Regions from separate parts of the Homo sapiens genome. Here region 2 is linked to region 1. The links are chromatin contacts, found by Hi-C in ENCODE. All regions are on one chromosome and are shown on one strand. Each heading gives the region's core, a stretch centred on a gene start or an enhancer-like site at or near the end of the contact. The rest is flanking DNA. Distances are from core to core; before and after follow the strand shown.

The links. Hi-C counts contacts between places; a loop is a spot of excess contacts on that map. Pooled maps may share reads with other maps.
Region 2: a loop to region 1 is called in a pooled map, with 5 times the contacts of the local background. The contact joins the promoter of PRPF39-DT here to the enhancer-like site in region 1. A Hi-C loop is called at or near these places in 4 of 50 pooled maps.

What each region holds. Positions count from the first base shown.
Region 1 is chr14:38,063,058-38,066,999 of GRCh38, reverse strand. No RefSeq gene overlaps it. Among named protein-coding and RNA genes, the nearest start is that of SSTR1, 140 kb to the left of the region's middle. Within about 2 kb of position 1,744, at least 5 of the 41 ENCODE cell types and tissues checked have a DNase peak (open chromatin) inside an H3K27ac peak, as active enhancers do.
Region 2 is chr14:45,082,340-45,086,431 of GRCh38, reverse strand. PRPF39-DT (PRPF39 divergent transcript) reads left to right here and starts at 2,406. Exons shown (of 2, transcript NR_184211.1): 1 at 2,406-2,960; 2 at 3,045-3,384. It overlaps PRPF39 (pre-mRNA processing factor 39), which reads right to left and starts at 2,316. Exons shown (of 14, transcript NM_017922.4): 1 at 2,183-2,316. RefSeq lists a silencer at 2,322-2,611.

The sequences.
Region 1 (3,942 bases), core at 495-2,994:
AGATCCTATATACCAATACCAACACTCACGTGCACACAAATACATACATACAACCAAGTAACAAACAAGAAGTGGTGGGGAAAACAACATCACAATTTTCTTAGGGACGTGAAAAATATAAATAAATGGATATATATATATACATATATATATATACACCTTATTATTTGTTAAGAATACTCAATAGTAAATATTTCCATTTCCCATAAATTAATCTAAATATTTAGTGAAATATCATTTAGAATAACAACTTTTTGTAAAGAGACCAACTATTTTTACAGTTTAACTGAAAAAAAAGTAAATATGTGATGATAATACCCAGAACATTCTGAAAATGAATAGAAATGTGTATAGAGGCAGGTAGGAGAGTGTAGAGAAGCCAAGGTGTCCAGACTGTGGAATGGTTACAAAGAGTTCAAAAATACATATAAGCAGATATGAGAATTAGTACAGTAGTCCTCCCTTATCTAAGGGGGATACGTTCCAAGACCTCAGTAGATGCCTGAAACCTTGGATAGCACTAAACCTTATAAATACAGTACTATGTTTTTTCGCACATATCTATGATAAAGTTTAATTTTTGAATTAGGCAAGTAAGAGATTAACAACAACAACAATAATAATAAAGAACAATTATACAATATACCAGCATCACTACTCTTGCACTTTGGGGCCATTACGAAGAAACGTAAGGGTTACTTGAATAGAAACACCGTGATACTTGTGGAGTCTTAATTGAGGAGAGGGAGTCAAGTTGGTGGAACTGAGGGAAAGCAAAAAGAGAAAGCAGATAAGCTCTAAGTCTGCCTTTCTTCTTGGTCCAGGATATGTAGCCCTCCTGTGCAAATAACACAATCTTCCTGTACCCAGCTATCACCAGATCCTCAGCTGACTAAAATTTAAAAAAAGTTAGTTAGGATACTGCAATTTTGGCATTATTAGAACTGCACAAAGCCCTCCTCAGCACACAGCATAAGCACCATCCTATAAAATTCCCAGGAAGCCTTTGTCTCTTTGCAGTTAGCTCCTCTCTTGCTAACCTGTCTGTAACCACTCTTGCAACATATTTCCATACTTTCTCTATTAAATCTGCCTTTCTTTACCTACAGCTGTCTTGTAAATTATTCTTACCGCCACACCACTGGCCTCAAATAGTTGCTGATCACCCATGACAACACTGATGCAGACAAACCCCCAAATTGGTGCTCAATCCAGAGGGTTCTTGGCTTCATTCAGGAAATAATTCAAGAGACAGCAGTGAAAGAAAGCAAGTTTATTAAAGATTACAACAACAGTGTACAGCAAAATGGCTGTCCATAGACAGAGCGGGGCTCTCCCATAGGCAGAATTGCCCAGAGTAGCAGTGTACAGCAAAGTGGCTGCTCTATAGGCAGAGCAGGCCAGAGCAGTAGCAGCAGTCCCAAAAAGGAGGAGGAGGAGAAGGAGGAGCAGCATCAGCGTACAGCAACAGTAGCAGTGCAGAGTAGCAGTTCCTGTAGATTGGTAGCTAGCTATGTTTATACCCACTCTTAGCTGTATACTAATTAAGGAGTGAATTATTCAGAATTTTCTAGAAAATGGGTGAGGGAGTTCCAAAACCATATAAAATAACTGCTGGGTTGTTGTCATGGCATTTGTAAACTGTCATGGTGCTGGTGGGAGTGTCTTTATGCTAATGAGCAGTGAGAGCAACTAGAGATCACTTTTGTCACCATGTGGTGGTTTCCACCGGTTTCTTCACTGCATCCTGTTTTGATCATCAGGCTCGTGATTGGTGCTGGGAAAATAAGTCCCGTTCATCTCCTACCTGAATACTGCTGCAGTCAATCTGATAACCAAGAGGGCCACTGAGTGACTAAAGGGCAGGTAGACAGCCTGGATACGCTGGACAAAGGGAGGATTCTTGTCCAGTGTGGACAATGCAAGGCAGTGTGAGATTTTATCACACTATTCAGAACAGCATGCAACTAAAACATTATTTCCAGAAATTTCTATTTAATATTATCAAACCATGATTGACCTTGGGTAACTGAAAATGCAGAAAGCGAAACTACAGATAAGGGAGTATGGCCATATAAGCAAATGATGGAGAAAGGAAAGATATTTCAATACATTTTGATGAGACAACCAGTTAGCAATTTAAACTAAAAGTATAGCTGAATTATTCCCTCACTCTTTATACCAAAATAAATTCCAGCTGATTAATTTTGAAAGAAAAAAATGAAGCCATAACTGTAATAAAGAATATATCCCAATTTTTCAAAATTCTGAAGTTAAAGAACTTTTTTAAAATCAAAACTATAAAATCCACAACCCATAAATATATGTCGATAAATTAGTTCCTATGAAGATTTAAAACTTTTCTGTTGTTAGAACCAAATAGTATAAACAAGGACAAAAGTTTTTTAAAAAGTGGGGGAGAGAATATTTGCAATATATTGAAAGATAAAATACTATTTTCCTTAAAATATAAAACTCTCAGGCTAGGAGAAGTGGCTCATGCCTATAATCCCAACACTTCAGAAGGCTGAGGTTGGAGGATCACTTGAAGCCAGGAGTTCACGATCAGCCCTAACAACAAAGTGAGACCCCCATCTCTACAAAAAACAAAAATGACACAAAGCTTTATGTAGAAATTATATATGTGTATACGTTTTATATATATGCACATATATAAAACTTCTAGAAATCAATAAGAAAAATACCCCAAATCTTTTAGAAATATAATAGGCATTTCACAGAAAAATAAACACATATGGCTTATAAGCAGATGGAAGGATGCCCAATTCTTCTCATAAATAAATGCAAATTAAGGCAAAATAAAGATAGTATTTTTTAGCTGCCAAATTGGCAATAGTTTGATAGTATACAGCCTTGGCAAGTTCGTGAGGAAACAGGAATTATCACACACAGACAGTGAATGTACACATTATCACAACTTCTTTGGAAGGGAATTTGACAGTAACCATAAAAACTAAAAATGTGGATATCCTCCAACACAGAAATTTGATTTTGAGGAATGTATCCCATCGATACTCACATGAGTGCAACTGCAATGTACAAAAATGTTTTAAAGCATAGTTATATACATAAACAAACATTGGGAGCAACCTAAGTATAATCATAATTAGACTGTTAAGTGCATGAGACTCTATTTTCTGGGTGGTTTCACCACTTACTAGTTTTGAAACCCTGAACAAGCTTCCTCAGCACTCTTGCCCCAGGTTCCTCATCTGTAAAGCTGTGCCAAAAGAAATACTGTACATGTTTCATTGGATAGTTAAGAGTAAATGAGTGAACACATAAGTCAAAAGGCAAAAAATACACTTTAGCTTAAAGATCTTAACTTGGCTTTATTTGCAAGTCCAGAATCCAGCAACAATTCATTCTATAAAGTATAATATGTGTTCCAATGAGCTGAGTAGAATAAGTTGGCTTTATAGACAGAGAGCTGAAGAAAGCAGAAACAAAGAACAAAAAGCAGACATGTTATTTCAAAGTTACTTTCCTTGTAAGGTGCAAACAGGGAAATAAAACAATAGAAAAATGACCCATTAGTTAACTTCAGGTAATCCCAGGTTACTTTTTGTTGTAAGGATTAAAGGCAGAGGGAATTTCATTGCCATGCAGATTAAAACTAACCTATTTGGGAAATTTGGTTATCTCTCTCTCCTGATTTCTGGAAAGGACACATAACAACTCAGTTTCCATGTGGTGAGTAGAACCTCAGCATGACGGACTCCATTCTGGTTTTTAGTCTGATCTCTTGGGGTCTAGTGCAGGAGCTCAGTCCAAAATAAGGACCTCCTGTAATTTTTATTTAACACATATAAAGTGCTTATGACACAATATGTGTCTCATTTATATGTGTATATGTGTATATAAATTACATACATATACACATGTATATATGTATACATATGTAAAAGTATCTACACTAGT
Region 2 (4,092 bases), core at 1,157-3,656, 7.0 Mb before region 1:
CAAGTATAAAATGAAACATAACATAAAGTGAATAGGCAATATATAAAAAATACATTTATCATACCTTTCACTTTTAGTATAATTATGACGTACATTAAGTATTTCAGTGACAATTATGCCATCTTAAAATTTAAAAGGTCTTTTGGAGGATGACTTCAATTACTAACACTTAATTAAAAATGGGACATTTGGGCCGGGCACGGTGGCTCATGCCTGTCATCTCAGCACTTTGGGAGGCCGAGGCAGGCAGATCACCTGAAGTCAGGAGTTCTAGACCAGCCTGGCTAACATGGTGAAACCCCGTTTCTACTAAAAATACAAAAAATTAGGCGTGGTGGCGCGCATCTGTAATCCCAGCTACTGGGGAGGCTGAGGCAGAAGAATGACTTGAACCCGGGAGGCGGAGGTTGCGGTGAGCCAATAGCGCCATTGCACTCCAGCCTGGGCAACGAGAGTGAAATGCCATCTTTTGACCTAATACCTTTTTTTTTTTTTCTGTATGCCTCTTATTCCTGTAGAGGTACTTAAAAATTATACCATTGACTATTCTTTTTCATAAACACAGCAATATATAAAAATCTGAAGTCATCACTAAAGACTGAAAGGAGTTTTGGGTAGAGCAAAACAAGTAGCTTTGCAATAAGCAAATCTCATCCACAAGGCAATCTGGAGATTTGGGATGTAAGAAGAAAAGAGACTATCATAACCACTGGTTTTGGCAGCTGTTTTTAAGGGCTAAGTAGTCACACGCCGACTTTTTAAAGTCTCTACATATTAAACACTGTGTTCCAGAAACTAGATTTTGTATATGTATTTACATAAACGTCTACATCAATCTTCGGCTTTTTGGAAAACGTACCATTTGGCTGGAACTACACTACCTTCTTCCTCCTTCGGCTATTTTTAATTTTTTTTGAAGTCCTATCTTCCATGTAGATTTGTTAAAACATACCACAGAAAACAGCACATACAATTTTTATCATTTGACTTTTAAACATCTTCTTTCTTATTCAATTATAAGCAAGGAAAAATATTCTGAGACTTTACACAAATAGTGTCTCATACCACCTATGAGCCATCTATGCTCAACCCCTACTTCAAAGTTCACAATCTAAGTACTAGTCCTCTTTAACAGAACTCCTTTCCATCACTTTATCCCTACTAGAGAGTGAACAGTGGAAAGTTCCAACTTTTGCAACTCTAGAATGAGGTTATAAATCTAGAGGGAGGAGGAAAACCTGACAGTAGACGCTTGTTCTTTTCACTCCATTCAAGCTCCCATACAGCCTAAAACACTTAAGTTTCAACATGAGCTTCATACGTCCCTGTCCAAAACTTGCTTTCTCAAGCCTCACGCTTTCCAGCTGTAGCAAAGTTTATTTCTGAACAGATTAAATCAGTTGCTAAATAATCTGAAGTCCTCAAACAGAAGGCCATATGAGTATCAAACGAAAAAAACAACATTTGAATCAGCATAAATTCACATGGTATTATGGCATCATTACTAATACACTGAGCAGTATTATTTATTAACTTCAAGTATTAATTAACTTAAAGATGTGATTTTGGAGAAAAACACCAGTGGTGGTCTCTGATTACCAAAGTTAAACATTCTTAAGCACAATCCCTTAAAAAATCCTGCCAGGATCAATGATGTGTTTTTTCTGTTTTAAAGTATCCTGCCAAAAGCTGTGGGTGCTGTGACTTAGGGTCGCAAAAGTGTTGCTTATGTAGTCAGAAGACAGAACGTGCCCTACAAGGCGCTCACATGCCTTAGTAATAGAACGTATATTATCTTCCCAATCCTCTGGCGGCTGCAAATGTGCTCCTTCCACTTCCAGCCACCCCAGCCGTGTTCCAGCTCCGGGAGAAGCAAGGGCTTTAGAATTACCCCCAAATATCTTCCTAAATCCAGGCGAAGGAGGCCCACACTTCTCCACCCTACCTAACGCACCCCTCAAGTGAAACGTTTGGTCTAAGAAAAAAATACCTTGCACCGCTCCACCCAACAGGTGGGAAGGAGAAAGGAATGGACAGCTGAGCGCTGAATCCGAGCCAGGCCTCAAACAGGGCGGGAGAGGGAGGCCGCGGCCAGAGCGCGGCCTGAAACCCGGCAGGCCCCTTTCAGTACCAAGTACCACCCTCTGCCCCAGCTAATTTCAAGGAGCCCGCCCCAGCAGACCTTATGATGGATGCCACTTGATGCCATGAGCCGGAGCCTGTGACGACCTAGCCGAAGATGGCACTTCACCGCCTCCGTCCCCACAGCCAGCACAGCAGCCGCCACCCGCGCCACGGCCGCCTGGTCCAGGGCACGATGCGCATGCGTCAGTGTCCCTGGAGGCGAAAAAGTCACGTGGGTTCGCAGCGCGCAGGCCTGGCCCTCCCAGGGATCCTCGCTGCCCGTGCGGCCCCAGCCCCGCCCCCGCAGCCCCGCCCCGCCCCGCCGCGAGCGAGGGCGGGGACCGCTGCGCCTACCTGCCTTTCCCTCCATAGGGACTTCCCAAAGGAAAGGAGGGCGTTTAGGGGCTTTCACACGCCTGATCTTAAACACAGCGCCCTGACCCCTCCCCACCAAAAACGGCAAAATGTCATTTTTGGGGGCAAATCTAAGGTTTTCCCTACAATTGTTCAAGCTTTCACACTAAAACATTTACCTAAAAACGGGCAGAAATTCAGCCTTAAACCCACAAATCTCACGATGGTATAGACCCTGGGCCCACTCAGGTTTCCTGAAAACTAAACAGTTCTGGAGTTAGGGGTTTGGAGAACGGGCTATTGTTAAAGAAAAAAGTATTTAGTGACACTTGTTAAAGCACAAAAAGAGGGCTTTATTCAGGACCATCGCAACAGGTATAGGGACCACTGACTGCAATGGAGACTTGCAGTAGGGAAAGAGATATTGGGCTCAACTCCTCATACAGCATGGGCAAGTGGAGATTTATAGCCAAGGAGCGGTGGTAAGTGAATGTATAATTACTAAGAGGAAACATCAGGGTAAGGGGGATTTTGGCTAAACCCACCTAATAGGATTTTTGCTGAAGACAGGCCAAGATAATGAGGCATCACCTGGGGGATGGTGGAGACTGAAGAACCTGATCAGATATTGAGGATGATCAGCTATCAAGGATGGGGGTTTATTGCTAATCTGACTTAGCAAAGTTCTTTGCTTAAACTGGATTTTACAAAGAAAGTGTACAGAAGAGCCTAGCAGAAGATTCAGAAACCTGACTAAAGTTGGCCAAGCAAAAAAAAAAATCTTTGTATCTGAAGGGATATGTTATCCTCTGGACAAATTGAGGGGGACTGTGCGTTAACAATCTTAGCAGTCCTCTTCAGTTGTACCACCATCTCCACTTTAATAAAAAAAAATTTTCTTTCAAATCTGGCCTCTCTCCCTTTAAGATTCTGTTACATTGGTGCCCCCGCATTCACCTGTCACTTACCATGTAATCTGTTGTTCCAGGTGCATTAGTATTACTACTGGGCTCCAAGTTCCTCATCTGAAATCTGTCTCCTCTGGAAATACTTATTTACAAGACGACGTTTCTTGTCACAACGCAGGTTAATCATAAATCCTCTCACCAGCACCTTTCGTTCGAAATACCAAATTCAGTCTTTTTTCCTACCTTTTACTTGCATCACACTGCACCTAGTAGTAGCTTTCCCTTTCCATTTGCCTCTTCTACTTTCCAAGCTAACTTTTTTGGATTCTCTGACAGTGTGGCCATGTTTTTTGTTTGTTTGTTTCACAGGTTTAAACAGCAGCTTTTAAATGTTTACTGTGGGAAGAATAGTCAAGGGAGTGGTGCGTTGGGAAGACAGACCAGAGTTTGCTGCTGGCACTGTTACGCAGGGACTGTTTGGCATGACCTTCACTCCTTTTCTGGTTCTTTGGTCTTTCTAAGGTGGCCTCAATTTCTTTATCAGTAAATAAGATTATCTCTGAGATGTCATTCACTCAAATAGCCATTTTATAAAAATCTACTTGCATCTTCAACTTCATTCACTGTGGATTCGTTGTTTTCCTTTATCTAGTTTTTACATTTTACCTTTCAAGCCGGTGCTATTGCTCTCACTCCCCCGCTTAAA